Linked DNA regions of Homo sapiens: all the other regions are linked to region 4. A link is a loop called in an ENCODE intact Hi-C map of the cell type or tissue named here. Cell type or tissue: PC-9. All regions are shown on one strand. Region 1 has its middle 40 kb from the start of GLI2. Region 2 overlaps GLI2 (GLI family zinc finger 2). Region 3 overlaps GLI2 (GLI family zinc finger 2). Region 4 overlaps GLI2 (GLI family zinc finger 2).

Region 1 (8,000 bases), 97 kb after region 4:
TGGATTTTACAAAGAAGTACACTAATGGGCCTAGAGAAGGTTCAGGAGCTGGACTGAAGTTTGGTTAAGCAAGGACTCTTTGTCAGTCGCTAATTTCCCAACTGCCTTTATGTCTTTGCTCAAATATCACCTTCTGTAAGCGGTCGGCCGTGACCACACCCCCAGGATGCCTGGGCCCCTGCCTTGCTCCGGTTTGTTTTTCCCATAGCACGTCTCATGCCACAAATCCCTCTAGAATATACTTATTTACTCAATGGATTTCTGTTGTCTGCCTTGCCCCACCAGCACCCAAGCTTGACAAGGGTGAGGTTTGGGCCTGCTTTGTCCCCATCAGGAGCCTAAGTGTTAACAGTCACATCTGCCAAGTGAATGACCAGATGTCAAGTGCTGTGAGTGAGCCGATGTGTGCCACCTCCTGGCTTTTGTCACACCAGGAGGAGGAGCCAAGCTTCGGTGACCTGCCCAGGATGACGCAGCCACTGTGCAGGAGTTAAGCCCCTGTGCCTGCCCCTGCCCACAATTCTCCTGCCTCCAGACCCCTTGCAGGAGCAGCACAGTCACAATCATGGCACTCCCTGTGGGCCTGGCAGCAAAGTCACACATACCTCACCTCTCAGAGAGATTTCTAGCTTCCAGGGAAGGATAAGGGATGTTTAAACTACTGGAAGTAATTGTCCAACAGAACATAACCTGAAAAAGCCAAATGAACGGAACACAGCTCTGAAACAAGAACAGGAATCAATGAGAGAAGAAGATTCTAATTATAGAACCCTGAATCTACTCACAACTTTCCCCAGAAAGCATCTTTTAAGTTGAGTAAGGCCAACTTCATTTCCAAGCACTGACTCAAAGGACGTTTCCAGAGCAGAGAATTCTAGAATGTTTCTTGATAATCCAATCTGGGTCACTCTTAAAAAAGATTTTAAATTTACTTCTTATCTATCTCTGTAGAAAGTGAGAAGAGAGGGGGTAAGTCCAGAAGACATGAATGGGGAAAGAAAACGTGCTATCTGTTGAGATATTTCAAAGGGACACCCATTTCCACCTACATGTTCCAGTTACTATGCTGCATAATGCGTTACCCAGAAACTTCACAGCTTGGAGCAACCCTCTTAACATGCTCACAGATTCTATTGGTCAGGGCTTCAGACCTGTTGGTCAGGGCCCAGCAGAGGATGGCTCCTCTCTGCTCCATGCTGTCCGGACCTCAGCTGGGAAGACTCCATGCCAGGACTTGAGCTGGAGCTGCTGAACCAAGCATCTTCCCATGGGCCACCTGTGACACTTGGGCATCTTCCCAGCACGGCCACCTTGAGGGGTGTTTAGACTTCATCCTTGACAGCTCAGGGACACAAAAGCTAGTGACCCCACAAACAAGCAGAAGCCTAATGGACTTTTCAAATGGACCCAGGCTTGGAAGTCACTCTGTGTCATATCTGCCACACCATTTGGGTGACAAATTAGTCACACAAGTCTATCCAGATTCAAGCTCCAAGGGGTAGAGATCACTCAAAGAATTTGTAATCATACAAAGGAAGAACAAACGGCTCTAAATCAAGTCACCCCCATTAAATTTTTTTTAACTAAAGACATCGTCTTCAGTCTTTTATTGTTTACTCCTAATGTGAAAAATTATTTTATTTTTAAAAATTGTGTTAAAACATATGTAACATAAAATTTACCATTTTATTTTTTTTTTTTTGAGATGGAGTCTGGCTCTGTCGCCCAGGCTGGAGTGCAGTGGTGCGATTTTGGCTCACTGCAACCTCTGCCTCCAAGGTTCAAGCAATTCTCCTGCCTCAGCCTCCTGAGTAGTGGGGATCACAGGTGCCCGCCACCACACCCGGCTAATTTTTTTGTATTTTTAGTAGAGATGGAGTCTCACCATGTTGGCCAGGCAGGTTTTGAACGCCTGACCTCAAGTAATCCACCCACCTCGGCCTCCCCAAAGTGCTAGGTTTACAGGCATGAGCCACTGTGCCCGGCCCATTTTAATTATTTTAAACTGTACAGTTCAATGGCATCAAGTACATTCCCATTGTTATGCCACCGTCGCCACCATCCATCTGCAGAACTCTTGCATCCTGTAAAACTGAAGCTCTGCACCCACTAAACAGCAACTCCTAGTTCCCCATCTCCCCAGCCCCCAGCAACTGCCATTCTACTTTCTGTCTCTATGATGTTAACTACTTTAGGATCCTCACATAAGTGGAATGCAGCAGTATATGTCCTTTTGGACTGCCTTATCTCACTCAGCATAATGGCCTCAAAGGTCTATGTTCTAGCATGTGTCAGAATTTCCTTCTTTCCAAGGCTGAATTATATTCCATTGTATGGAGAGGTCACATTGTATTTATCCACTCATCCGTTGATGGGCACTTTGGTTGCTGTACCTTTTGGTTATTGTGAATAATGCTGCTATGAACTTCAGTGTACAAACATCTCTTCTATCTCTGCTTTCAATTCTTTTGGGTATATTCTCAGAAGCGCAATTGCTGGATCCTATGGTAATTCTATTTTTATTTATTTATTTATTTATTTTTTGAGACGGGATTCTTCTCTGTTGCCCAGGCTGGAGTGCAGTGGCATCATCACAGCTCACTGTAGCCTCTGCCTTCTGGGCTCAGGTGATCCTCCCACCTCAGCCTCTTGGGTAGCTGGGACTACAGGCATGCATCATAATGCTTGACTAATTTTCTGTACTTTTAGTAGAGACAGGGTTTCACCGTATTTCTCAGGCTGGTCTCGAATTTCTGGGCTCAAGTGATCCACCCACCTCGGCCTCCCAAAATGTTGAGATTACAGATGTGAGCCACCATGCCTGACGGTAATTCTATGTTTAATATTTTGAGGAATAGCCATATGGTTTCCATAGCAACTGCACCATTTTACATTCCCACCTACAGTGCACAACAGTTCCAATTTCTTTCCATCCTTGCCAACTCGTGTTATTTTCTACTTTTTTGATGTTAGCCATCTTAATTGGTGTGAGTGATTAAATGCATTTTATTTACATTTGATCCTGAGAAAATCTCTTGAGATACCTACCATGATGATCACCCCAAGTCTTAGAAAAAAGAAAACTAAAGAGAAGAGAAGCTAGTAAGTGGTGTTGCCAGAATTAAAATCCAGGCCTGCCAATCACCAGTCTCTCCTAGTGGGGGCTGCTTGGAACTGAAGATCCCTCAAAATTCTCCAGTTCTTCTGGGAAGCCCCTCCCTCCCTTCCCCAGCCCCTGTCCCATCTCTCTTGCCTTGCCTGGCCACCCATCCTGTCTGAATTCACTAACCCGGAACCAGGTTCTAGTGGGACTCAGTGATGGCCACATTGACGTAAGCAGCCAAGGGAAGCAATATAGTGTGTAGAACAAGAGTCCTGAGGCTACGAATCAGATGCTAGGGTTGAAGGCTTGAGTCTGAGTGTGAGATTTCAGGCATTTACCCAAGAAACTCAACCAGTCTGGAGCTCAATTTGCTCTTCCACAAAATGGGAGGAAGCAAGGGGGTGGTGAGACCACGGGGAGATAAAATGAAGTGCTGAAATGACATGCAACGTGAGCCTTGTTGTTTGCAGTGTGCCATTTAGCTGTCGTTTTGGGGTGTTTTCCCTTAGAGGCTTCAGCTTATCCCTCTGCACTCCTAGCTGCTTTCTGCCGCTGGGCCGCAGCCGCGTTTCTGATGCCACCACGGAAGGGGAAAGCCGAGCAGTCCCTGCCATTTCGTGCTTTTAGGACGCAGCACAAAGTGTGCTGGGCAGAGCTTGGACTTCGAATGCAGACGGCTGGCTTCTGATTCCCCCTCTGCCACTGAGCAGCGGGGCGTTACTCTGCCTGGCTTCCTCTGCCACAAAATAGGCTTCCAAATGCCGTTTTGCGGGGCTGCTGCAAATGGAATTTGCTCATAGTTGTCCGGGGCCCAGCACTGTGTCTGAAATGCTGTAGATGCTCAATAAATGCTGGGTTATTCCCCTTGGTACAGAAAGAGGGCTGCAGGATGCAAAGGCCAAAATACTCCAGGAAATATGACGCTGAGCTGAGAGCGCATTGCTCCCTCTACGGTCAGATCTCCGTCCCGCGGTTTTTGCGGTCCCGACTATTGCTGTCGGAGGACGGCAGTGGAGCGACTCTATTCTTAATTCGACTCTTCCACCTGGTGGCGGATTGCTAAAATGCACTTTTGGAGTTGGGATCCAATTTGAATGCCCTGCTCAGAGCAATTTGAGGACTGGAGCCAGAATTGTCACTCTGTTCCACCCTCTAGCCATCCACCCACTTCGTTATTTCCATTGTCCTCCGGGACTCTCCTCTTTCCCCGAGCCCCCCAGCGGAGTAGACGCAGCTGTGAGGCTGCAGGACCGGAAGATTTGCGGTGTTCTTCCCGAGAGGGCTTTCTATGCCCAGAGATCAGGAGGATGGGAGAAAGAGAAGGGAAGGATAGGGGCCACGTGGACTGAAGGAGTAAGAAACCCGGGTCTGGAGACGGAGCTTGCAGTGAGCCGAGATCGCGCCACTGCACTCCAGCCTGGGCGACAGAGCAAGACTCCGTCTCAAAAAAAAAAAAAAAAAAAGAAAAAGAAAAAAAGAAAGAAAAAGAAGAAGAAGAAGAAAAGGAAAGAAAAGAAACCCAGGTCTTCTGGGGGCTGACGGGTTTCCATGGGGGGCCTTCTCACTTTTTTACTCCCTTAGGAGAGGCAACCGCCTTCCTTGGAGGCCAGGTTTGGAGGCTTCTCCACGAGATCACAGAAGTTCTGCCAACTCCCCAACCTGTCCAATGGGTCCTAGGCTCTTTATGCCTTAGAACAGAAGTCAGGGGACTTGGACACATTGTGGAGTGATATGGGACACTCTCTCCTCTGAGAAACAGATGACCCTCCAAGAGGCGCCAGCAGTGGAGCACTGTCTGGAGCATTTTGGGGTCCTGCTTGGAATGCTGCTATCTAATAAGCCTGGGGCGTTCTGGGGTGGCCACCTGGCAGCTTTTGGACCTGAGCCAACAAGTCTCTGTGATTTACCTCGTAGGATCATTCCTTTTGGGCAGTAGGTGGTGAGAAGAACAGTGTGAGGACATCAGCGCAACCAGCCATGGTTGGGAGCAGGAGACAGGGGCGCCTTGTATGTGCTCTCCAGGCTGTCCCCACCTCCTTCCATGTGCGATGTCAGTGCCCTGAATCAGAGTACTGGCTGGAAGGCCTTCCCCCCGAGCCCCTGCCACTGGAGCAGGTGGGAGTGTGGGCGTGGGGGGATGCTGGAGGAACATCCTCAAACCTGACACCCTGGTACAGCCCAAGGAAGAGGGGCTGATCATGGCTTCTCTGCCCATCTGAGCCCAGTCAGCGTCAAAAGCCCTTTCCAGGCAGCCTGGAGAACACCTTCCCACCAGGATGTCTTATTAATGAAATCAATAATGAAATCATTACCGAGGACATTATCAAATGCTCCTGCCTCTTCTGGGAGCTGCTGCTTAGAAAACAGGAAGGATGGGCTTTTCCCAAAACTCATGTTGAACGGTTTCAGACATCCAGAAAAGTTGAAACAACAGGTCTATGTCACTTAGATTCTACAATTCTTAATATTTTGTCATGCTTGGTTCCTTTCCACCTTTTCCATAGATGTAACACAGATATATGTAGATACACACACACACGCATGCACACATGTTTTTATGTGTGTGGGTCAGTTTGAAAGTTGCTGACTCGGTGACATTTCACCCTCTTTAACAGACATCTCTTAAGAATAGGGATATTCTCCTCTGTAACCATGAGACCATTACTGTACTTAAGAAAGTCACCAACAGTTCAGTAATACCTAATATTGAATCCATTTTCAAATTTTCAGAGTTGTCGCCTAAATGTCTTTGATGGCTGATTTTTTTTTTTTTTTGAGCTGGGATCCGATCAAGATCACATATTACATTTGCTGGTTATGGTTTTTTGTCTTTAGTCCCTTTTAATTTAGAAGGATTTAGCTGGGCGTGGTGGCTCATGCCTGTAATCTCAGCATTTTGGGAGGCTAAAGTGGGTGGATCACCTGAGGCCAGGAGTTCGAGACCAGCCTGACCAAAATGGTGAAACCCAGTCTCTACTAAAAATACAAAAATTAGCCGGCATGGTGGTGCACACCTGTAGTCCCAGCTACTCGGGAGGCTGACACAGGAGAATCACCTGAACCTAGGAGGCGGTGGTTGCAGTGAGCCCAGATTGTGCCACTGCACTCCAACCTGGGTGATGGAGAGAGACAGTCTCAAAAAAAAAAAAAAAAAAAAAGGAAAGAAAAAAAATTAAAAGGATTCTCTAGCCTTTTTTTAAAAAAAGAAATCTTCATGTCATTGACATTTTCAGAGCATGCAGATCAATTGTTTCGCAGACATTCTCTCACTTTGACTCTGTTGGGTCTTTTTCCTTCGTGACTAGAATCAGGTTTTCTGCACAAATCCTATGTGGGGAACGTGGGGTCCTTCTTGGTGCATGGCTTCAGAGGCACATGAGGCCAGGTTGTTGGACTAACAGTGATGCTGGTGACATCCCCTGGTTAGGGTGATGTTAGGCAGATCGATGTGTCATCTCCATCAGTATTGTTTCTGATGTCCTCATGGCCCCAGCATTAGTCAGTGGAAACCCATCAGACAACTTCCTATGTCTGTTTATCCTGGCCCTGATTAGTCTTCAATAACACCCTTGTTTCTGGCACCAGACATCCAAGATTTGCCTTGTCTCTTCCAGCCCAGACCTGGAACCACCTATTTCTCCAGGGAGGCCTGGTTCTTTGAGTGGAGAAGGGTATTTAAAAATCCAAGACTGGGACCTAACTGTGCTCCTCACTAGTAGACAGAGCTGGGCAATGGGCATATTAACTCAGGAGTGGATGCCGGTGCCAGGAAGAGGGTGTGGGACCCAGGGCAGAGGCACAGTCAGAGGTGTTGGCTGAGTGTCCGAAACCAGGGTCTGAGAAGGTCTGGAGTTGCTGGGAGAGCTGATAGGTGCCACCTTTGGGATTTTTCCTGACTTCAAACTCGATGACTCCACAGAGCCTGTGGCGAGATGCCTAAGTGATTAACTTCTGAGCAGGGCTGGAAGAAAGGCTTTGGGGCGCTGTGAGGTTGAGACCTTGGTGTGGAGGGAAATGTGGGCCTGTACTGCTCAGTCAGCCTCTAAGATGGGTGGGCTGCACACAATCACCCCTTCCCGGTCAGTGCTAGAGCTGGGAGTGGGGTGGGGAGGAAGTTGAGGGCCAGTCAGAGAAGAAGGAGGGGTGAGGGGGTGCCCCACTATGGGATCCCTGCAGTTGGGAACCCCATAAAAAGGCATCAAAACAAACCTGAGGCCAGGTGCGGTGGCTCATACTTGTAATCCCAGCACTTTGGGAGGTTGAGGTGAGTGGATCACCTGAGGTCAGGAGTTTGAGACCAGCCTGGCCAATGTGGTGAAACCCCGTCTCTACCAAAAATACAAAACTTAGCCGAGCATGGTGGCACATGCGCCTGTAATCCCTGCTACTTGGGAGGCTGAGGCAGGAGAATTGCTGGAACCTGGGAGGTGGAGGTTACAGTGAGCTGAGATTGCACCACTGCACTCCAGCCTGGGCGACAGAGCGAGACTCTGTCTCAAAAAACAACAACAACGACAAACAAACAAACAACAAAAAAACCCCACAAACCCGAGCATCACCACCAGCTTCCTAGGACTCCCAAAAGCAGGGTGGGAGCCAAGAATTCTCCATGGAGGGGAAGAGGTCCCAAGCCCCCACAGATTGGGGCTCCGCTTTGATCTGTCTCAGCTGGTGGGCCCAGCGCAGCAGAAGGGCCAGCAGAGAGGAGCACGTTTACAATGAGCAGTGCACCTTGGAGGTTGTTTTGTGGCTTTGCACAGAGAGGCGTCTAAAGCTTCTTTATGACTGCAGCGTTCCATTGTGTGGATTTACCAAATGTTATCTCATTTTATCCAACCAGCACCCTATTGATGGCTATTGAGGCTGCTCCCAGAGTGTTTTGCTATTACAAACTGTA
Region 2 (8,000 bases), 140 kb before region 4:
CAGGCTCCCTCCAGGCCAGCCCTAGCCCCGTCTGCAGCAAACACGCATCCCATATATGCGACCTGCACTCACCCCGTTCCCATCAAAGACCCGGACACCACACCAGACCTGGCCAGCTTTCAGCTGTCACTCCCTATGCAGAGCTGTAATAAAGAAATCACCGTTTTCAGTTGACAAAGAGCAGATTTCTTACTAAGTAAACACTGATGTTTTGGTAGGGAAATTAAGTTATAAAATTGTGCCTACAAAGGAGGCAATACAGATGGACTTGGTTGCAATCTAGCCACGTGGTCCACAACAGTTGATTCATGCACTCACCCTTTATCAGTTTTCCCCTGGGAGCAGAATAAGAAGGTTATCAGTTTTTGCAAACAGAAAACCCAAAAAGCATAAAAGATAAGGGGATTATCAGGGAGACGTTTTTCCTAGCAAAGTGAAGACATTGGTGGAGCAGGGTAGGGAGGGGAGGAGTGAGGTGTGGGGCCTGTTGGAAGCCTTGGGTTTACTCCTTCTGTGCAGTGGAACCAGGAATGTGTCTGGGTCCGGGGAGGAGGCCCTGGGGGAGTCGGTCCTGCTTAGGCCCTCTCCAGGTGAACTGCACCACTGACCTCCGAGTACAGGGGGACTTTGTCTGTAATAGAAGCTGCCATGGGCTGAGCACTGCTGAACCAAATCTTCCAGAAAGTCAAGGGTTTAAAGCCATGGGCGGGAATAAGGAAATAGGAGATAAGATGTGCAGTCTTGGGAGTGGGGTTTGTGGGGAGCGGCCTTCGTTAGTGGGAGAGATTTCATTATATTTCACTGGAGGCCTGGGTTTTAGTGATGAGAAAGGGCCTGGGTGGCCGGCGGGCTGGATAGAAACTCCTCCACAGTGAGATTCTTAAACTCTGGCCCAGCCTGCCAAAGTGGTGTGTGGAATTTCCTTTCCTGGATGCCTGTCAAAACTAGCTGGAGAATCCTGAGCAGCTCACATATATCTCTTCTTCGAGGTGGGTGTGCTGCTGATTTTTACCAAGCCTTCATGAGTATGTGCTTTGAAAAGATTCCCCTCCTTAGTGGCACTGGTGTCTGCCTGGAAGTGGAGGCCCCTCATTGGAACAGGGCAACCTGAAGAAGGTGGTAGGGCCCCCAGTGGGTGGGGTTGGGGAAAGGCTGGGACGTGGGGGGAGGCCTTCATGCGTCCCCGCTGATAAGCGCTTTCTGTTCCTGTATTCCTGGTGCTCTGGGCTTCCCATACCCCCTCTTCCAGCATACCACCCTGTCATTGGCCAATTTCTGCCCTCTCCCCAACCAGATCATGGGGTCTATGTGGGCAGCAAGACTGTGCCTCCTGGAGGTAGAAGGGGCATGTAGTTTGAGAAATTAGTGGGTGCAATGCACACTATTCAGGTGATAGATACTCTAAAAGTCCTGACTTCACTGCTACAAAATCTATGCATGTCACAAAATTGGACTTGCACCCCATAAATTTATACAAATAAAAATTCTATTAAAAAAGACTGTGCCTCCTTGGGCCCGTATCCCCAGTGCCTGGCATGAGGCTGGCACACATGGTCCCTGGGTGAGTGTCCTCAGAGGAACGAGCATTAAGAACATTCCCCACTGAGTTAAGCAACTCTGAACTCTTGCTACTTTGTTTGGGCAGCACAGGCCAAGTGTACATTTCAGAGGTGCAGTCCTTGGAAGGAGGGGATGGAGGGATGGGGCTCCTGACATGTCCAGCGTACTTTTTGACGGGCACCAGACATACCATCAGTGCTGGCTGCAGTGACAGAGGCTTGAGGGCAGCAGCAATTTCTGACCTTTTTAAGCAGTGCCTCAGGGGCAGGGCACTGCTCACATTTTCCCTCAGCAACACCTTGACTCGGGCTGGCAGGAGTGGCCTCAAGTGACAGCACTTGGGATACAATAAATCCAGCAACAATGAGTTTGGCTGAATAAATGAATGCATCTGGCAGTGGCGTCAGCTTCCACCGAGTGGACAGTCTGAACATGTGCAGTCTAAGAGGACTCCCCACCTCAAAGGCCAATCCACCCCACCAATGCCTGAAACTTTACTGTTAGTGATTAATTCCTTTGGGTTGATTACTGTTCTGTTTCCATGTCTGCAGACAGAAACAACACACTGCAGCCCTGAGAACCATGGCGAGACTCTCTTTCCTCTCTGAGGACAATCACGGCATAGGGAAGAGCTCTGGCTTGGTGAGATCTCACAAGCTGGGCAATCTTGGGAAGTTCTTAAATTCTGGGAACGCCCAGTTCTCGCCTCTATGAATTGAGGAGAAAATCCCCCACCTTACAGGGTGTTGGGAGGACTGAATAGGACACCACTGGCCCAGCACCCTGCAGGGTGTCTGCAGTGAAACTTGGCTTTCCTTCTAATGTTAGCAGGGCAGTGATGAGAGCAGGGGTCTCTCCGCCACTCGGTATGTCCCAGGTGTGCTTCTACATGCTTTACAGACACCCATCTAGTCCTCACAACAGTTTCACATGGGGAGCCACTATGTCCCCATTTTAGAGATGGGGCCACTGAGGCTTGTGGGGCTAAGCAAGCCCAAGGATGTGAAGAGTATAAGCAGCATAGGCAAGATGTGAGCCCCGGCCTCAACCCTGTTCTGTCTACATACTGGGGGTGTGGAGGGGAAATGTCCGACAGTGGGGACCCCGAGGGACAGGAGAGGAACCGAATAGTTCATCCCGATCCTGCCGCAGCCCCTCCCCCACTGCACGCCCACCTCGGCCTGCACATCAAGATTTGCTCCACTCCCTGGCCCCTCCTGCTCTCGGCTGACCACCACGGCTCTCTCCAAAACCCAGAGCCAGCAGCTCCTCTTGTGCGAGGGCTTTGGCGTTCAGTAAAGATCAAAGACCAGCCCGTCTTATCACACACGCTCCTCGTTAAACTTTTACAGGCCAGATTCCATTATAAATGAGCTGTCTGTCCCACGCAGCCCAGCGAGTGCATTCTTGGCTTTGGAATCTGAAGCTCTCAGAGCTGGGGAAGATTTTAGCAAGGGGTGGGGGGTCAAAATGCCCAGTAAGTAATCTATGCTGCTTACTAGGAGTGTGTCACTGGAAAGGCAGTCAGCCTCCCCATGCCTCGGTTTCCCCAATTATCAAGTGGGAGTGATTATTGGGGAGTGATAATCCCACCTTGCAGGGAGGGTGACATGACATAAGCCGGCGGCTGGGCACAGACTCCTGCTACTGCTCCTCTGCTGGTCTGACCCAAGTATCCCACAGCCCAGAGATGGGGAGGGGCCTGCCTGATGGGGTCTCAGGGCCGTTTACATCACAGTGAGCCAAGGCTCCACATCTAGTCGGTCTACCCTCAGACAGCCGTGGAAGGATGTGCTGCCCGACACATCGCCTGGACCCAGGGTTTCTGGGCTCCCTGTCTACCTGCTGTCCAGTTGCTCTGAAGAAGTGGTCAGCAACAGCCGGTTTTAAGGAAGAGCTCCCTGGAGATGGAGAGGCAGTGTGGACCCACGTGGAAAGGAAGGACAAGTTGCCTGGTGGGTGACGCTGGGCCCACCCAGCATCTCATCCCAGGGGGCAGGTGGACATGCCTTTCGGAAGTCTCCTCCTTCCTCTAGGCTCTGAAAAGAAACGAGCATGTTTGCAGAGGGAGGAGAAGGTTCTTCCCAAAAAACAAACAAAGCCAATCCTCTATGAATCGTGAACCTCGGGTGCTGTGCCAAGAATCAAGAAGAAAATATCTTTCTGCTCAACCCACCCGTCTCAGTGAATGACTGAGGACAGAGTCATAAAGGCCCGGGATGACACTGGTGAGTCACAGGCTGAGCAGGCTGCTGTGTTCATTAATCTCATGGTGAACGGTGCAGTCTTTATGGGACACTGACCTTGGAAAAAGCAATCTTCAAATCCCCCCAGACTGGAAAGTTCATGAGTTCGGCCCAGTGGCAGCAAAGAAACTACTCTCTTAAGTGAAGGCACACCGACACCCGGCTAAACATCCCCATTAACATGCAGTCTCGGGGACCAAGTGGGGCTTCAGACACTCTTAATGCTGTCTCCGGAGGCCCTGGGTAATATGCATTTTGCGTGACCAAGCATGCAGATGAAAGGGAGGTGAGGCCCCCATGCCCACCAGCTGGCGTTCACTCTATTGCCCTAACATACCTGGGCCTGGGTTGATAGCTACAACCCTGAGCCATCTGTGCCAGCAAGAGCCCCCTCGTCACTCCTCCAGGAAGGGTGGCCTTGGGCCGTGACTGCCAATGCAATGCAAACCAACTACAGCTCAGGATCAAGAGATCTGCAGGAAGCCATCAGCAGTGGTCAGGTCGGGGGTGGAGTCGTGGATGTCAGAGGTCAGATGGTGCCAGGCAGGAGGAGAAAGGAAGGCTGAGATACTGCAGCTGTTCCCACCCCATACACTCACTGCCTTTTGCAAGCTGAGAATATGAATAGGTTTAGGTCATATGAATAGGTTTAGGAGGGACTTGTCTGTGAATGGGTTATCACGAGGAACCAGGGGATTTTTAACAACCCGTGTTTTGGCGGCGAGGCGCTGTCAGTGATGAGTCCAGAAAGCCAACAAGCAGCTCTGGGGCTGCTTTCCCGGACGTCAAGCAAGCAGCGGCGCCTGCAGTGGTCCCCAAACTCTGGCCTATGGGCGCCTGTAAATAAGCAGATTTCCGGGCTTCACCCTAGTCTGAAAATCAACAAGAACTCCTGGGGCCAGGGCCTGAGAATGGGCATCTTTAAGACCCACCCTGTGTGTTCAGATCTGCAGCCAGGTTTGGGAACCTCTGCATGGGGCAGTTTCTGTACGCCCTTCTGGGCAGGAAGCAGCTGAAATTGGTCTTCTCTGAAGCCCCAGGGCAGGGCAGGGCAGGGCAGGGCAGGGCAGGGCAGGGCAGGGCAGGGCTGGAAAGGTCCTCAAAAGCAACATAGGGAGCTGAAGGTCCACCCCAGCCCCCCGAACCAGGAGCATGGACTTCTACATTCCTCTCCAGGACACAAGTTAACGCTGGCCCAGGGCAGGCCGGACTCATGCTTGTGTGACCACATACACTGAGGAAATGGGGAGCACCAACTTAGGGACCCTTCCTCGCCACACCTCAGCCTTGCTCCCCATGACACCCTGGCAAGCCTATTTCTGGGAGGCAGGGGGCCCAGAGGGCATCCAAAGAGCTTCTCTTTCCTGTTAGCGTCACAAGGTTGGAGAGACTGCTGGGGGTGTGTGGCCCTATTCACAGCCGGCCTTCTCTTCTCGCCCTTGTACAGACTCTTGGAGACTTAGGGATGTCCCCATGGGGGCTTCAAGAGAACCTTGCTTGACCAGCAATCACACACCCCTGCCCCATTTGTCTCCCCATCACTTGTGGTTTGCACAGCCCAAAGACACTGCAGCAGGAGTCCACGGGTGGGTGGTGACTTTCCTCCCCTGGAACCACGTGAGCATCAGTAAGCCATGCAAGCCTGCTGTGCATTTGAACCTTAAGTGACCGGGAAGGGTGCTCTGCAGAGGAGTGGGCTTGGGTGTCTATGAGGAGGCCATCGAGCTGGGCTGGGCTGCAAGGCTGTCCTCACACCAACCTCCATGCCCTGCCTTCCCCACGTGCAGCTGCCTGTTTACAGCCGGGTGGTCAGCCCTGGTCCTGCTCCCCTCTCCCCAGGGCCACTGTGGCAGCTCTGGCAGGTCCTCTCACCACAGTTCCCGCCCTTCTCCTGTCTACTCCCTAACTACTGCTGTAGCTGCCTGAAAATAAATCTGACCACTCCCCGCTGCTCCTGGTTGCCAAAAGGAGGAAGTCCAAATTCCTCAACTGGGGGAAAGAAAGACCCCCACCACACCGCACCACAGCACTCCTTCAGCCCCATCCCCCACCTTCTGTGCCACAGTCCCCAGACAGTCAACTCTCCCAAGGACATGCTGTGGCCGGCCTCTGCCACCCAGTCTCCCAGCCTGCCGTGGCCCCCTTCTCAAATCAGCAAGTGAGGATAACAACAATGATCACGATTGTTGCTCATATCCATTGAATGTTTCCAAAGTGTTCTAGACGCTTTACTCACATTACCCTGTCTCCTTCTCAAAATAACTCAGTTGGCTGGGTTATGTGGGTTGTCTCAGCAGATCTGGCCCTTCTATAGATGAGAAAGCTGAGGTGAGTTAATTCATGTTAATCACAGCTAGGGAGGGTTCGGCAATGGGTCCCAGTGCGGGTAGCCTGGCAGGCTGAGAACTGACAATGGCAGGCTCTTGGGTGATGACCAAGGTACTCCGGAGGGGCAGAGGGCAGGGCAGAATGAGAGAGTGCAGGGAACACCTCTCTGGAGCCTGCACACACTGGGTGCGCCCTCCCTGGAGCTATCAGGATCCTGAGAGGGAACGGGGAGGGGGTCTGGGTGCTTGAGCAGTGGAAAGCAGGAGGTGCAAGGGCTGAGGGGCGGGCACACCCACGAAATGGTCACCAGCTCAGGGCAGCAGGCTCAGGCTCAGGCTCAGCTGACACAGAAATGAGATGACACCGTACCTCATTTGCTGTGCAAACATCTGTGTAATTAGACACATTTGGTGCTGGCAGGGAGAAGCGAGCTACAACATGGGCTTGATGGATCGGGATTCTCCACCGGGCTCCAACCACATTCATCATGGAAGCCAGAGCCACGGGGCCATTTTCCTCACAAGCTTTGCCCTGGTTCTCACCTGGGACACTGGGGGCGGAAGAGGTGAGGGCATGGGCTTTCCAGAGCCCAGGGCCAGCCCCGAGGCTCTTGCTGTGTCCCCCACTCAGTCTGGCGGGAACCAACTGTCTTGAGGATAGTGTGGAGCCGCTGGAAGCCCACCCCAGCAGGACCGCGTAGGGACGGGGGGCTCTGGGAGCACCATGCTGCTGCCCATCACTGGGGCTTAACCAGACTAGCCCCTCCTTGGCTGGGGAGGAGATCTGCACCCCAGAGCCTGGTCTCCTTGCCCTCACGGAAGTAACTACCTTGCAGGGATGTCACACAGAAGTCACTGTGCCTCTCTGAGCCTCAATGTCTGCATCTGCAAGATGAAGCTTAACCCCCATCTCACAGAGCAATCAGGAAGATTCACCAGTACAATATACCAGGGCCCAGGGCCGTGCCTGGCCTGCTGCAGACCCATGCAAATTATAAATATGATTTACTGTATTCTACAGGCTGATGCCAGACTCCACACTGGGGCTCAGTGATCCCAAATAACCTGAATAACAGCCCCCAAGAACATCCACACCCTAATCCCTGGCATTTGTTAAGTGTTTCCTTCTACAGCAAACGGGACTTAAGAGACATGACTACTTTAAAGATCTTGAAATGGGAGCCACAAGTGGATTATCCCAGTAGGCCCGAAAGGCAATAGCAGGTGTCCTTAGAAGAGAGAAGCAGGGGAGAAAACTCCCACAGACTAGGAAGAGGGCAAGGTGAGGACAGAGCAAGGGGGAAAAGGTGATGTGTGTGAGGACGGGGCTGTAAGCCAAGGAATGCAGGCAACCTCCAGAACCTAGAAATGTCAAAGAGTCTCTCCTGGAGCCTCCAGAAGGAACCAGCCCTGCCAACTCCTTGATTTTAAGTACCATAAGACTTATTTCAGACTTCTGACCTCCGGAATGATATGAGGATAAGTTTACATTGTTTTAAGCCATGAAGTTTGTGGTAATTAGTTACAGCAGCCTTAGGAATCTCTTCAGGAATCCAACCAGTGAAGGAGCTGTGTAGGCCATGAGGGACAAGGCCATTTCTGTGGGCCTCTGGCTGGGCCACTCCTCCCTGCTGCATGCCAGCATCCACGGCCCCCTTCTCCAAGTGCTCTGCGCACACCCCACCCTCACTGGCAAGGGAAGGAAGCAGGCCCTACCCAGAGCTGGAGCATGGCAAAGCCTGGTGAAGACCCAGGCCCCTTCCCAGCCCAGGGCTCCCACCTACACAGGGAAGGACGGCACTGAGGGCCTCCCTTCTCAGTGGGGGCTCTGCCTGTAGCCAGGGCTGTCAAGCTGGAGCCTGCAACT
Region 3 (8,000 bases), 120 kb before region 4:
GCCTGGACCAGAGAAGAAACCGGTTTCAGAGAGAAATCGAGTTGCCCCAGCACTGATGGAGGGAAGGTGAGGCCCAGCCTTGCACCATACAGGTCTGTGTTACGACGAGGCAGCGCAAACACATCTCAGTGCAGCTTGTGGGCCCGGGAAGGAAGGCAGTGGCATGGCTGGGGCCTGGATCCCCATCCTTCTTGGGCAATTGGCCGCTCCAGGGTCACCATGTAGGAGGCCAGTGCGGTAGCTGCATCCATGACCAGAAATCAAGGAAGGGCGCATGAGGCCTTTGGTTCCAAACACCAGGGCCCTCAGCCCCTTGGCTGTGGCCAGGATGGGGAAGCCCGGTGATGCTGAGTGTTGCTGTGGAGGGTTCCAGGGATTGGCTCCCATGCTGCAGGTGTGAATCCCAGGGGACAGTGCTGGAGCCACGTGGAGAGAGACTCCTTTGGAGCAGCCATGTTGCACCCACCGGGTGGGCCCCGTGTCAGGACCATAGGTCCCCATGCCCTGTCCACCTGCCACACTCAGGTGGCCTCTGTGATGCCCACATGCACCTTCCCAGCCTTCAGGCCAGGAGGCTTTGGTCTGTGTGGGACCCTGGCCAGCACTCGCACACAAAGCACTCCTGGGGTGCCTGCTCTGCGTCGGGTCGGGCACTCTTACGTGAGGAGTGGACTCCAATCAGCTGAAGTGGAGGCATTCTTACTTGGCACGTCTCTGGGATGACTGGAGAAGGGCTTTTTGACATCCAATTTTGTTCCCACTATGGGGGACTTTGGGATTCTCCAGTTAAAAACTAATTTATCATGTTCCTTTAACTTAGAATTCCTTGCATATTAAGTAACATCCAGCACAGTATTATTTTCTTAGAAGCAAACAGAACTTGGGAGTCATGGGAATGGATTCACACCAAAGTGTAGATGGCTTACTGGTTGCTTTTCTCCTAATGGAAGGACCTAGGCACAAAATACACCAATATCTTTGGCAAAAGAAGGCGCTAGTGTAGAAGAAAGAAAAAAGCAGTAGAGGGGCAGGCTGGAAGTCAAGGTAACCTTTGCAGTCAGAGTGAAGTCCAGCTTGCTCCAGTGTCACACATCAGCCAGAGGACAGTCCTACAGGACATCACCTGTCCCTGTTGTCTAAGGAGCTTGGGATAGGAGCAGAACGCACCTGAGCCATGAATCCAGACAGACCTGAGTGTGAACCACGGCTCTGTCATTCGCTAGCAAGTAATGAGTGTTCCAAGCTTCAGTTTCATCATCTGTAAAATAGGAATGACATCAACCCAACTGCTGTGAAGAATATTTATGGTGGGCTGGGCGCAGTGGCTCACGCCTGTAATCCCAACTCTTTGGGAGGCCGAGGTGGGTGGATCACCTGAGGTCAGGAGTTTGACACCATCCTGGCCAACATGGCGAAACCCCATCTCTACTAAAAATACAAAAATTAGCCAGGGGTGGTGGTGCAAGCCTGTAATCCCAGTTACTGGAGAGGCTGAGGCAGGAGAATAACTTGAACCTGGGAGCTGGAGGTTGCAGTGAGCTGAGATTGCGCCAATGCACTCCAGCCTGGGAGACAGAGAGAGGCTCCATATCCAAAAAAAAAAAAAAAAAAAGAATATTTATGGTGTCCATAGAGTAGAAACCCCTAATAAGTCATAATGCCCTTCCCCATCTCTGAGCAGATGTGACAAGGGTCCCGGTGCTATGGTAATGAAGAGAACTTTTCCTCCATTCCCAGTATAAGGGACATTGAGATGTATCAGATAGAAACTCATATAAGGCATCCACCGATGCTCCCTCCTTCAGCCATCCAGGTCTGATCTAGGGATACGATGTAGTTCAGACACATCACCCCACTCATATGGCCTTGACATACACAGGGTTTGGGCTCCACCCAGCCCAGCTCTGCAGCTGTCTCTGGAATCCACGGCGGAGCTGCTCACCACCCAGGGCAGAGTTCTCCATGCACAGATGTGTACTCTGTGCAAACTCACTGCTTGACAGAGTGAGGATGCAGGAACTGATGAAAGCCATGGCTTTGCAGGAAAGATCTTCTATAAATTAATCCCTGCTGGCCACTCACCCCTATTCCCAGATGACCAATCCCCAGGAGGCTTAGGCTGGCTACTACAAGCTCTGGTGGTTCCCACCATTCTTTCCCTAGTGTCTGTGTCCATGCTGCCCGCAGAAAATAAGCAGGGGAGGGAACTTGCAAGGTGGTCTGGGAGTTCAGGTGAACACTATTGTGAATTCCGTTTAAAAGGAGGGCTCCCACTCTCCTTGTCTGCATCAGCCACATATCCCATGGCTGCAGCAATAACTCCCCTCTTGGGAAAGTCAGCAGCAGGAGAAGCCCAAGGCAGAAGGGATGTGACCAGGTCCCAGCCTATGACATCTCATGAAGGCTCCTCCTGTGTGCTGCAAGGCAGCAGCAGTGCAGAGGATGGGGTCTCCTCTACAATTCAATTATTTTACACCAAACCCAGTACTACTTCCCTCCAGGAAAGGGGGCGCATGGATGGCCTGGACAAAGCTGCAAGGAGGGCAAGGCTGGGCAGGGTACTGCATCTTCAGGCTGCTTCTGGGCTCTGCCAGGAAGCACAGGCTCAGGAGAACAGAGTGGGGCCTGAATGCACACATGTGCCATCTCGGGGCCCTGGGCCAGGTCTGAGTTGTCAAACAAGAACAGATGCACCACTGGCTACATGGTCGTCAATGACTCCCCAGTCTCAACAGAGAGAAAGAAAGTGAGAGTGATTGCTACTTTCCATTCCACGCTTAATGTACAATTTGATCAGTTAAACCACTTAATCCTATATGAAACAGGAATGTGAAGACACCTTATGAAATGAAAAATGTTAACCTCATGGGTAAGGATGGCGATCAGCACCGTCATTCTGGTGATGAACCCCAGAAGGCCAGCGCCCTCCCAACACCAATGATGCTGGATGTCAGCTTGCTGTTTGCATGGCTAAGGTCGCTTCTGGCCATTTATTCTGGGCTTGTCACAAATCCCATGGAGCAAGACTCTGCTCTCTCCTATTCCTGTGGAGATCCCAGGCCCAATCCCCAGGGAAGTTGTACCTAAAGGCTTCCCAGAAGATACCAGAAACGACGACACCAGCTTCAAAGAAGAGGCTGGATGCTCCCTCCTTCAACCATCCAGGTCTGATCTAGGGATACGATGTAGTTCAGACACATTGTCCCACTAATATGGCCTTGACATACACAGGCTTTGGGCCCCATCAAGCCTGGCTCCACAGCTGTCTCTGGAATCCACGGCGGAGCTGCTCACCACCCAGGGCAGAGTTCTCCATCCACAGTTGGAAGTCACAACCACACACCCTGCTGCAGGTCAAGGCTTCCCCTACTCGCTCAATGTAAGAGGACGCTGCTCATGGGCTCTGGAGGCCACAGAGAACAAGAGGCATAATTCCTGCCCACAGGGAGTGCCCCGGGGCGCTGCTGTGTAAGCCACTGCCACAGCTGGAGAGCCTGACCCTGCGGGATTCAGCGAGGCCCACGCAGCACAAACTGCCCAAGTGGCCTCAAAGTCAGGAAAAGATTTCCATGAGGTCTGGAGCAGCCAGGAAGGCTCATTGGAAGAGGCCAGACCTGGCAGAGCCAGAAGGAAGGGGGAGGATGGCAGGCTCTTCAGGCTCAGGGCAGTGCGGACAGTGAGCCCAGGATGCCCAATTGTGCCCTGGCACTGAACCGAGTGAAGTGTAAGCCCCGGTGCAAAGCATGTGGCCTCTCCTATACATACAGGATGAGGAACATCTCTTGCTGGCGTCCTCGAGAGGAACACATGATGTAATACACATAGTAAGAGGTACATGATGAAGCACCCACTAAGCCCTGATATCGGGGTTTCTCAGGCTGTTGCTGGGCCCTGTTGCCAGAGCTCCTGCCTCAGTGAGCCTGGGCATGTCTAACAGGTTCCCAGTGATGCAGATGCTGCTGCTCCAGGGACCACCCCGGGAGGGAGACTCACAGGCCCTTTGGCATTTCCACACTTGCTGTGGCTCCATAGTTCCCAGTTGCACAGTAAGGAAGGGGAAATCATTTATCATGTCCATGCGCCTACTAGGCATTGTACTAACTGGAGAAACTCAACACAGAAGATCAGAGAGGCGGGAGTGGGGGAGACATTTGAATCCTGGTGACCATTTACCAGTGCTTCTGAGCAGCAGCTGCAAGGGGTCTGGGTGCCACTGGGAATGCAGGTTTGGAAGGCATCCAGGGGTCTGTGCTTTTCGATGGTACATGAATGAAAGTGCACACCAGGGCTGGGAGAGGCTGCCAGGGACTTTCTCCCCTTGCTAGGGAGCCTTGGTCTGTTCTGAGATCCTGACACTTTCAAAGGCCAGCCCTTCAGCCACGTGAGCCCAGGTGACCAGGTGTTCGTTCGCAAATGAGGACGAAGTCACTGGCCTAAGCATCAGAGGTAGGAAGCACCAAAAGAGCACGAATCATGGAAAACCTCCTTCCCCAGGGCCTTATGCAAATGGCACCATGATTTTCAATAATAAGCCACAGGACAGGAGAATTCCAGAGGCCCTCCTGATGCCCAGCCACCACCCCACAGGAAGCATTTAATAAGAATAATATCCTGAATGGCCACTCCACAACGTGCAACTAAAAAGTGCTTCTGTCTCACTTGGGGGAAAAACGTGGGGGGAGGAATTAAAATCAGACAGGAAATTCCAACACCACGAGCTGGCTGGTGTCCGGCTGGCTGAGGCCCAGGCCACTCACGCAATCAGGCCTGCCCTGCAGACACAGCCTAGCAGGACCCGTGGCCTCTGCTGGGTCCGCCCACGCACACTGCCCACCCCAGGCTGAGGTGTTACTTGACAAATTAGCTGCCGAAAGAGAGAGTGTGCTGGGCTGGGGCCAGCACAGCCACTCCACACCAGGCACAGAGTTCTGAGACTGGTCTCCTGGTGAGGGCAGGTAGGGATGCAGAGGGACCTGCACATTCCAGGGTGAGGAGTGTGCTCCAGCCAACGCCACGGGAGAGGCCAGCCCCGTGCCATTTGGGTCTGGCCGCTCGGGAGCCAGGCAGTCATGGGATCTGTTCCCTGCAACAGTGGCCTTGAAGTGACAGGAGACAGGCCACAAGAGGCGGCATAGTGTCCTGTTGGACAGAGCTGAGGCTGCCGCCAGTGCCACAGCCAAGTCTGGCTTGATTGCTGACTCACCGAACCTTCCTGTGCCTCGGTGTCCTTATCTGTAAAATGAGGATAGGGACAGGACCCATGTCAGAGGGAGACTGTGAAGTGGAGAAGAGCTAGTGCAGGGCCAGGCACGCAGTAGGGCCCCGAAGGGTGCCGGTGTGGCCATCCCTACAGACCCCTCTGCTGGGCTCCTGCCCCTTTAGCAAGGGGTGGGAGACTGGGGTGAGCTCCAGAGGGACACCTGGGAGATCCCCGCCATCACAAGGAATGGGAGGGGCTGCCTGTCTGTCTGGGTAGACATGTAGAGTCCCACATTAGAGAATTTTAGGGCTGGAAGAAACAATAGGGCTGGTCAAGCTTGCTTAAGGTTGAAAACTCTGTCTTGGTCACAGAAGGTTTCTAAAAAAGTAGTGTGCAGCCTCCCCACTGCAAAATGCAATAGATTTGAAGCCCAGAGGACCATGGCTCCCAGGGACCCTGGCACCTTGCAGAATCCAATGCAGAAAGCAGGAATCCAGCCCAGGAGCTGGAGGAGACGGTGCCCAGGCCCTAGTGCTCCTTCCACCTGTCACAGGCCAGGGCTAGGCCAGGTGGCCTGGGATGGATTCAGGCTTTCCCCTAAAATCTTGCTGCCCCTTGACATACTCATTTGACAGTATACACTGGCGACCCCGTCAGCTGGCAGGGACCTTGTCGGCTAGCTATTGCAATGCTGACTGGTCCCCGGCAAGAAGCCCACTTGTCGCAGGTGATTCTCCCTTTCAGGAGGATGACCATGCCATTCCTCTGTCTGGTCCCCACGGGTCGTGAAGGTGTCACTTGCCATTCTGTGTACTTAACTAGCATCCAGCCCCTTCCCTGCAGAGCCCAACAAGAGGTTTCTTGATCTGGCTTATAGGTCCTGCCTTGCGTCCTGCCGAGAGCATCAAGTCCCAGCTTTGCACTCTGCCATAGCTCTTGAGACGACAGTAAGGCCACCACATTTGGTCTCCACCAGGCCCTGGTGATGGTTTCCCAGGCTGAGCCAAGGCACCTCTTTATTCCAGGCTGCATTCTGAGGCAGGGCCTGCCACAGACAATCAATGACCTTTAAAACCGGGCAGCGGAATCAGCCACCTGGACAAGCAAACGAGCACTGGGGCTGGACTTACTGTCTTTCTGCAATCAACAGGGGAATGACAAAATGCTCTCCATTCTTTCATCCAAGCAGGTCCCGTAAGGGCCACTTTCTGGGAGCCTCTTGTCAGTCCCAATAATTATGTTACTCAAAGGGATCCTTTACAATTCTCTCTACCTTGGACTAGAATCTTCCCTAGGTGTCCACTCATCCAATGCAGCCCTGGCCAACAGAAATACAATGTGGGCCACATATGTTATTGTAAATTTTCTAGGAGCCACATTTAAAAAAAACTAAAAAGAAACAGGTGATTATTTTAATAACACAATTTAATTGAACCAGTACGTCAAAAATACTATCACTTCAACATGGAACCAGTAAAAAAATTGTTAATGAGATGTGTTACATGCTTTTATTCCTACTACGTCTTCAAAACCTGGTACCTATCTTGCACTCACAGCACATCTCAATTAGGATAGCCACATTGCAAGCACTCAGCCACACACAGCTCGCGGCTACCCTACTGAACAGCTCAGGCCTAACTCGTTATCATTATTGACTTTCCACTGCTTCAGAATTCTAGTCTAGCTTAGTAAAAGTCCCATCAATACACAAAATATGGTGATGAGAATTCTCCCCAAACCTCAGTCCTTCCTCACCTTTGAATCTTAGCTTCCTACAGACTTCTATTTGGTCGCTTACATTTACTGATGAAAACACAGTTATTTTTCTTCCCTCCTTTCCTCCCTCCCTTCCATTCATTTAACTCACAAACGTTCCCAGAATCGTAGGAGGGTTACTTGCGATTCTGTGGGTGAGGCCGGTGCCCCGCCCAAGGGATTAAGTCAGCCTGTGCCTCTCTCCCCACCCTTCCACACCCTTGACCTCTCCGCGCAGAGCTGGTCGACAGCACCTCCCTTGTTCTGCCCTGGATTGCTGCCCGCTGCGTTCTTGATAAGCTTGGAGTGTTCCCAGACACGGGAGTGGGTGTGTGGACTCCCGAGATCTTCGACAAATAAGAGGGTCCGCAGAAAGCAAAGCCCATGCCGGGGTCATGAGGGGCAGTGCGGCAGGACCGTGGAGAAACACCGGGCAAGCCGTGTTACACTTTCGGACGCCTGGCTCCCTGCCCGTGTGATTCTGGACCCAGTTAACTGAATGATGGTTGGAGCACATGCCATTCCCACCACCCTCCCCACTCTCCCCACCAACGACCACTGTGGCGCATGGAAACAGTATTTCTCTTTGCTGGGATACGGTGTCCACCAGCAGGACTGGAGGCCAGTCCATGAATCCGTGGGAAGAGCCTGCTCCCCTATTTTGTTGGTTCAGAAACTGAGACACAGAATATGTGGTCTCATGACCCAACCCTCCAGCCCTGAGCGGTGCCCAGAATCTTATTTCCTAGAATAAGACTGTAGAAGAAAGGGAGGAGGAAAACATGCCAAAGCCTTCCTGACATCAAAAAAAAAAAAAAAAACCTCTTGCAAAACAATATTTTGATGAGCTAAGCATGTGAATTAAAAGCAGACAGAGTCTACTTCTTTTTAAATAAACAGGGTTTAAGATCTAGGGGAAAACTCCCAAATACAATGTGTTTCGGGGCCGGAGAAACCAGAGCTGCCCTTCCACAAACCCAAGAGCAGCCTGGCCTGTGCACTCTCATCCGAGGCGTTTGTGGGCAAAGGCCCTGCTTTGTGGGTC
Region 4 (8,000 bases):
GATATGAGTGGCGGGTAGCCTCTGATGAGGGAAATAAAGTCAGAAACAATGACCTCTGTCTGTGAATCATGGGGAAAATAAAAACAAATATAGTGACAATGACCTAGAGGTCCTCAAAGAAAGGCCCTCATTTTCAGGTGGCTTCCCTGCTCACCAGAACCTTTCACTTATTCATCTGCATGTTCGCTCACTCCTTCACCCATTCATTCAATAAATGTTCATCCTTTATTGACTCACACGCACTCAGTCAACATATTTTTAAGCCCCTAGTATGCATCAGGCATCATGCCTGGTGCGGAAGATACAATATGTGGAGTTTACATTCTCCTTGGGGGCAAACAAGGGGAAAATAAATGTAGATTTAATCTCAGTGAGTGGGAGGTGGCTCAGGAAAAGAAAGCAGGACAGAGAGGGTTGCAGGGGCACAGCGGGGCAGCGCTGCCAGGCCTCTCTGGGGTAGGGATGGGATGCCTGAGGGGCCACCCCACTGCAGTCAGAGGGCAAAGCCAGGAGCCAGGGGCCTTGTGGGAGGAGGCTGGCTTCTTTGAGTAGTGGCCAGAAGGGAAGTGCAGGCATCAGAGGGTCTTGAGCAGGGGAGGGGCAGGACTGACTCCGGGTGTAAAAGGGTCACTCCATTGCTGTGTGCGGAGAGCAGGCTTTTCGGGGAGAGGAGGCTACTGCAGTGACCCAGGGAGAGACAATGGTGGTTTGGGTTAAGCAGGTGGCGGTGGAGCTGGTGAAACATGGACATGGTTTGAAGGCAGAGCCAACAGACCAGGCTACAGACTAGATAAGGAGGGATGGAAAGTGGCTGTGAGCAAGGGAGGAACACCCAGCGGGATTCGGGGCATGGGCAACTTCCGTCTCCAGCTGAGTGGTGGGTCAGAGCAGACACTGGCAATCCAGCCTTTCTATCAGAAGATAAATCTGATGGTCACATGTTTGTTTTTTGTTTTTGTTTGTTTGTTTGTTTGTTTGTTTTTGAGCTGGAGTCTCACTCTTGTTGCCCAGGCTGGAGTGCAATGGCGCGATCTTGGCTCACCGCAACCTCTGCCTCCCAGGTTCAAGTGATTCTCCTGCAATCCTGAGTAGCTGGGATTACAGGCATGAGCCACCACGCCCGGCTAATTTTGTATTTTTAGTAGAGACAGGGTTTCTCCATGTTGGTCAGGCTGGTCTCAAACTCCTGACCTCAGGTGATCTGCCCGCCTTGGCCTCCTAAAGTGCTGGGATTACAGGCGTGAGCCACCGCACCTGGCCGGTCACATGTTTTAAAGAAGGTGGTGGGGAAGATAGCTGGCATTTTTGGCTGGACACCTGGAGGAGTGGGGCAGAAAGGTTATGGGCAGCTGTGTGAAGGTCCTGCAGAGAGTGTGGGGACGGGGGTCGCAGTGTGCAGACACCAGTGGTCAGCTCCACTCCCGGGGCCCTCAGCTAAATCCACATTAGTAGGCCCTATAACTTTTCTGTTTTATGTTGTTTTTTTTTTTTTCATTTTTTTATTTTAGATAGAGTCTCACTCTGTCACCCAGGCTGGAGTGCAGTGGTGTGACCTCAGCTCACTGCAACCTCCACCACCCAGATTCAAAAGATTCTCCTGCCTCAGCCTCCTGAGTAGCTGGGATTACAGGCATGCGCCATCACACTCGGCTAATTTTTGTATTTTTTAGTAGAGACAGGGTTTCACTATGTTGGCCAGGCTGGTCTTGAACTCCTGACCTCAAGTGATCCACCTGCCTTGGCCTCCCAAAGTGCTAGGACTGCAGGCGTGAGCCAACGAGCCCAGCCAAGAATTTTTCTTTTTTAAGAGACAGGGTCTCTCCTGTCACCCAGGCTGGAGTGCAGTGGCACAATCAAAGCTCACTGCAGCCTCAAACTCCTGGGCTCAAGGGATCCTCTCACCTCAGCTGGGACTACAGGTGCACACTACCACACTCGGCCTAGAATTTTATTTTTTAAATCCACACAATACTCCCACATCTTTTTAAGTAGAAAAAAATGAGTACACAAGAACAATGGAGGGGCCACATGAAGGATGTCCACAGCTCCTGTCAGCTCCTGGCTCATCTGCACACACCAGCCTGGCCAGTTTCCACAGTCTTTCAAAACTCCCTGCCCAGAAAGCCCAAGAAAGTCAGGCAGATGGGGGAGAGAAAAATCTGCTTGCTGGTGAGTCAGGGGCCTCCTTTTGGCCTAGAAATTCAGGGATTGCTGCCTGCTCTTTTAAGCCCACTTTAAAATCCGCCCCTTAAGAGTCTGGCTATCTGAATGGCCTACTAGCACTATACACTGGTTCGTGCCTGCTGTTCCTCTGCCCCTTACCTGGTCACAGGCACCACCACACCAGCCACCTGAGCTGCATCCTTAAGACACCTTCCTCCTCTCCTCGCCACACACACGAAGACTGTGAGCCCCATCACTTCACCCCACACCCCCCAGCACTCGCACGCCTCACCAGCACTGCCTCTCCCGCTGGCTGCTCTGTGCCAGGCACTCTTTCCCCTCTGGGTCTTGGCACTTTTCACACCTCTGGTCCACTCCAGGTAATTCCCTGTGCTTCAGCCAGGCATCTTCCCAGAAACCACATATCACTCCATCCCTCCCCTGCTGAGCCCCTTGGCCTTCAGGTAAAGTCTTCCCATGTCTACCTAAAGCCTCCTCTCCCTACCAGCTCCCTGGCTGCCTGACCCTCCTAACAGGGATAACTGGCTCTGCCCTTGCACACAGCCAGGCCTCTGCCCAAGCTATGCCACTCACTGGAAACCCTTCACCTTTCTGTGTCTGATGAACTCTTACTCTCAAGATGCCACTCAGACGTCACCTCCTCCAGGAAGCCCCACTTCCCCTCCTAGCCCATGATTGCAGCCCTGAAGCAGTCAGATCATGTCCTACTCAACACCCCCGTATTACATTCATCACCTTCAGGCCAGGAGCTCTTCAGCACAGCATTCCCACAGCCAGGCCCAGCTCAAGCTGGTAACTAGAAGGCTCCATCCGTGAAGAACGGACCCAAAACACAGCAGCTGCGGCTTCCTCATGGCAACCCCACCTATTCACTTCAGCACAGCAGATGTCATCACCAGTTCTTATAGGGGAGGAAGCTGAGGCCCCCATGGGGAGTGAGCTGCCCAAGGCCACTCCCCAGGAAGGCACGGGGCCAGGCCTACAGTCAGATCCTCCAGCCAAAATGCCTCCTGACACCTCAGGGCGTGGTCGCTCCAGAAACAGGGTGAATGTAGTGAGGGAGGAGGGGCATTTATTCAGATGCCCAGCTCCCAGACTGTGGCTCAGGGAGAGGATGTGCACACAGATGCACCTGAGGTTTCGTGAACGCCTGTGGGGAGCAGATGCAGCGGGGGGATTCCAGGCAGTGCCCACTGCATCCGTGGCCTCGCCTTCCCACCACTTCCCGGAGAAGAAGATAGTACACAGAGCCAAGAGGCTGTGTAAATCACAGGAATTAGCGGGATTAGCACAATTTCTAGGTAAACACCAGGCGCCCAGGGTCCCAGGCAGCCACTTTCACTCCCCAAAGCTCATCTGAGGCAGGCCCGTCAAGCCCTGCAGCCAAAGCGGATAGTCTCATCTGGGCCTCCAGGGGCTGCCTGGGGACAGCAGGGAGGGTCTCTCCAGGGATGGCTCCCACGGGCTCCACAGAGCTCCAGAAAAAGAGGGACTGGGAGTCACAGCACCTACCACAGGGAAGGAGAAGAGTCAATTCCTCACTTTACCTTCAAAACACACAGCTCTGCCGCTGTCCAAACAACCACGAAGGAAACACAGCCACACTCTCCAAAATTCTGCTAAGGGGGTGGGAGCGGGCACCCGGGACCCAGGGCCCGGAGAAGCCCCCTGTCCGTTAGGAGGTTCACCCAGGTCACCTGCCCTCTGGGGCCTCAGCAGGGGCACTGGTGACAGCAAGATGCTTCAGGAGCATTTCTGGGCCTTCCCCTGGAGATTGTGATTCCCCAAGTCTAGGCAGGGGGTGGCAAGAAGAGCTGCATTTCTGTTAGTTGCACAAGTCTTTCTGATACAGAAGCAGGTATATGAAAAACCGAACGGGGTGCTCATAAGGTCCCTTCTGGCTTCCAAATAATCTACAAGTTCAGCCAGGTGTGGTGGCTCATGCCTGTAATCCCAGCACTTTGGGAGGCCGAGGCAGGCGGATCATGAGGTCAGGAGATGAAGACCGTCTTGACCAACATGATGAAAGGCCGTCTCTATTAAAATACAAAAAATTAGCTGGGCATGGTGGCGTGCACCTGTAGTCCCAGCTACTCGGGAAGCTGAGGCAGGGGAATCGCTTGGACCTGGGAGGTGGAGGTTGCAGTGAGGCAAGACCGCGCCACTGCACTCCAGCTTGGAGACAGAGTGAGACTCTGTCTCAAATAAATAAATAAATAAATAATCTACAAGTTCCAGTTAAAGCAGGACTATCTAACCTGATGAAAAGATACATTTTTATCTTTGCTAGTTTGGAGCTGAAGTTGGTGTCTCCCTCAGGCTGCCACTGGCATGAGTCGCAGCTATGCCCAAGCCCACCGTGGTGTCCCACTTATGCTAGCCATTCATTAGCCCCCACGGCTGACCTTGCTCTTTGATGTGTCGGTAAAGCAGCACATGTATTCTTGATCACAGATGCGGTGCCTTGAACGTTTTAGACATCGCATCATCACTTTCTTTCACAGTCCTGTGTCTTTTCTTCTATGCATTTATAGCATTATTGTAGGAGTCCACGAACTTCACTTGCTTGCCAAGGGGCCCACGGCGCAGAAAAGGTTAAGAACTCTGAGTTAAAGGACTTGCTTGAAGAATAAATTAGTAATCAGAGCAGAATGAGCGAATCACCCTGAAACCTGAAATCCCAGACACCCTCCCGCCACCTGGTTTCTTTGAACTCCTCTAACGAGTGACTCACAGGAATTAGAGCATTGTTCCCCAGGCAAAATCAATCTCCAGGAGAGAGATGAAGCCTCGCCTCTCAGCAGTCACAGCCACCACAGAGCCACGGTGTTCTCACCTCTGCTGTGATCTCAGTCGTGCGGCATGCGTGCCCAGGACCCACACGCATAGGCACACATGGATGCACACACACACGCAGGCTCACACACTCACACAGCACACAGAACATACGCCGACAAACCATATACACAGCCACACACATGCATACACCTGCACGCAGGCCACACACACACGTGCACACCGCATTAAAGTCACAGACGTGTGCATGGGCACACACATATATAAAGTCACACATGGTCACCTGCATCACACATACACTCACAGCACATATGCAGCCACACACGTGCACACATACAGGATACATGTAGTTACATGCAGAGGTACATGAACACTCACACATGCACATGTATATATTACAAGGACACAGACCCAGGCAAACACATGCACATACATGAGAGATAAACATGTGCCCTGCCTTGATCACAGACTTATTTTTAAGATCCAATGAGATAAAAAGTGAAATTTCCCAGAGTGAAGAGCACACCGCCACCCTGATTAAGGGAAATCGTCATTCTAACCTCATGACAGCTAAAAGGGAAGCAGCCGACTCACGGCCTGAGGCCCTGAGGACTCTGTCTTGTATCCACCAGGAGCTGGGCACCAGTCCTTTCCTCTCCCCTCACACCACTGTCTCCACTGGGAAAATGACCTCAGGGACACCAGTCCAGTGCCACAATGCCAAGGCTGGCAGCCTAGGAGCAAAGCGGGCTCTGACTCCTCAGGTCAGTCCCCACTGTCCCATCCAGACAAATTTACACTCACTCCTCCACCCTGAAGGAGATAGGGACGTGGGGAACGTAAGGGTTCCCCAGGACTTCTGGCATTTTACTGCCAGCGGCAAAATAATCCTATTTTAAAACATGAGGCATTGAATTCTCCCACAATGAGAGATGCATGTGTGCCTGGACCAGCATAGTCTGCATCCACTGTGTGTCTGTGGCCATGTTACTTCCCCTCTCGGAGCCTCAGTTTGCTCCCCAGTGATGCAGAGTACCCTCCCTCCCAGGGTACTGGGAAGACAGTCAGCCTTCCCAGCATGGCCCGTAACACCTATTATAGCAGCTGCCCCACATGGGCAGCTTCTCCCATTTTCTTCTTCTCCAAGAAAAGATCACCTGCCTGCAGGGCCCTGGGGGGACAGTCAGGGACTCCACCAGCTCCTCAGACCTGCCTGTGGGGTCTGAGGCCTAGGCAGCACCAGTTTCTGCCTTCTCTGTCCACCTTCCCATCACTGTACATGAAACCGAAGCCTGCCATGGCTTCACTAGGGCCCAGCAGGATAACAGCTCTGCAGAGCCCCAGAGAGCAGCACCAACAAGGAGCTCCAGGACTGGGGCCAGGCAGAGCTCAGGAAGGTGTGAAGGGTCTTCCAGAGTGTGGACGGGTGGGCAGCTGTGCAAAGGCCTTGTCCCTGACTCCCCCTCTTCCAGCCATTCCACACTGGGAGGGGAACCGCAAGCTCCTACCTGCGCTGGTCCCTCTTCCACCACTCCAGCCAGGGATTCCCACAGCCCCCAGCCTCCACTCTGGGTCCTTTGGGGAGATGGCAAACTCAGGAGGGGAGCCCAGACCCTATAAATGATGCCTGGACTGGTCAGATGCGGGGAGGCAGGGCCATGGTGTCTGGGTCAGCCCCATGCCCCTCAGGCTCCATAACCTTGACCTTGGCTTCCCACAGACAGTGAGGGGGATGCACCCCCAGCAAGATTATCCAGAAACTTGAAGGTGGCGATGTATGTGAGGCACCAGTGCACAGCCACTGCTCCCAACAGACCCCCCTGTTTCTCTATGGATTTGGTGCATGGCCCACCACCCCACCTGGTACCCAGTAGGCTGTGAGGACAACGAAGGGAGACACATCTGGAAGAAAAGAAATCGCTCTTCCGAAATCCCCTGGGATCCATGGTTCCCATGTTGACTCAGAGGAAGAAGGGTCCTCTTGAACTGCTCTGTCCTTCCTTAGACCCCCTCCTCTGCCTAGGGTGTCGCTGCACCGGGAGCCCCATGACTAGAGAAAGACAACAAAACCTTCAAGCACACATAGGTGTCCCGAGCTGGCTAGCTCCTCTCCTCAAGTAATTTCACCATTCACAGCAGCTACTCCTACTGGGCCAATATCTCGAACCTTGCTTTCACTTAAAATCAGAGGCCCAGAGAGGATAAGTAAGCTCCCCGAAGTCACACAGCTAAGATACGGCAGTGCTGGTGGGCCAGTGCATGTCTGCTGGATTCTAGTTTTCTACTTTCTCCATCATGGCCAACTCCTTTGTATGCACAGATGCCTGCCAGGCTCCAGAATTATTATAGGGGTGTCAAAAGGTATAAAAGCACAGCTATAGACACACATGTAAAGAGTTGTGAGGCAGGCACTTGTGTAGAGAGTGCTTCAAAGTCCAAGGCAGTATATGCTAAATGTCAAATAAGCAGCAGTGAGTTTCTACTTGTGGGAGCTCCACAAGGGCGGGCTACCTGAGGAGGTCAGAGGAGGCTTCCTGGTGACCATCCAGTCTGCCCTGTGGCTTCCAGTCAGAGAATGAAAGGGTCCTGAACTTGGCCCGGAGAGCACAAAGGGAAGAGCACTCCAGGGTCTGGGAACTGCATGAGCAAAGGGAGGGAGAAGCCCTTGGCACACTCTAAGGCAAGAAAAAAAAAGCGTTCCCACAGGGAGACAGAAGTAGGTGAGACTGGGCGCGGTGGCTCACACCTGTAATCCCAGCACTCTGGGAGGCTGAGGAGGGCGGATCACCTGAGGTCAGAAGCTTGAGACCAGCCTGGCCAACATGATGAAACCCCGTCTCTACTAAAAATCAGCCAGGTGTGGTGGCAGGCGCCTGTAATCCCAGCTACTGAGGAGGCTGAGGCAGGAGAATCACATGAACCTGGGAGGTGGAGGTTGCAGTGAGCAGAGATCGTGTCGCTACACTCCAGCCTGGCGACAGAGTGAGACTCCGTCTCAAAAAAAAAAAAAAAAAGAAAGA

Evidence for each region. Hi-C counts contacts between places; a loop is a spot of excess contacts. Peaks named below come from ENCODE experiments on the same cell type or tissue, not always from the same donor. Only the 100,000 strongest peaks of a DNase experiment are listed, where the experiment ranks them.
Region 1: a loop joins it to region 4, with 3 times the contacts of the local background. A loop is called at or near these places in 2 of 110 quality-filtered maps.
Region 2: it touches region 4 in a loop (3-fold over the local background); 3 of 110 quality-filtered maps call a loop at or near these places.
Region 3: a loop joins it to region 4, with 2.7 times the contacts of the local background. A loop is called at or near these places in 3 of 110 quality-filtered maps.

Annotation. Positions count from the first base shown.
Region 1 is chr2:120,691,923-120,699,922 of GRCh38, reverse strand. No RefSeq gene overlaps it. Among named protein-coding and RNA genes, the nearest start is that of GLI2, 40 kb to the left of the region's middle. In PC-9, CTCF peaks have their summits at 3,930 and 4,129 (motif pointing left); a DNase peak (open chromatin) is centred at 4,112; H3K27me3 peaks cover 3,652 bases.
Region 2 is chr2:120,930,735-120,938,734 of GRCh38, reverse strand. The region is part of intron 3 of GLI2 (GLI family zinc finger 2); the gene reads right to left. Among named protein-coding and RNA genes, the nearest start is that of GLI2, 200 kb to the right of the region's middle. RefSeq lists an enhancer at 3,079-4,278. In PC-9, no CTCF peak of the experiment used is centred here; a DNase peak (open chromatin) is centred at 3,694.
Region 3 is chr2:120,912,051-120,920,050 of GRCh38, reverse strand. All of the region lies in intron 2 of GLI2 (GLI family zinc finger 2), which reads right to left. Among named protein-coding and RNA genes, the nearest start is that of GLI2, 180 kb to the right of the region's middle. RefSeq lists enhancers at 3,961-4,734, 4,735-5,508, 7,800-8,000. In PC-9, no CTCF peak of the experiment used is centred here; a DNase peak (open chromatin) is centred at 4,730.
Region 4 is chr2:120,789,028-120,797,027 of GRCh38, reverse strand. All of the region lies in intron 1 of GLI2 (GLI family zinc finger 2), which reads right to left. Among named protein-coding and RNA genes, the nearest start is that of GLI2, 57 kb to the right of the region's middle. RefSeq lists enhancers at 1,079-1,742, 6,352-6,983. In PC-9, no CTCF peak of the experiment used is centred here; a DNase peak (open chromatin) is centred at 4,927.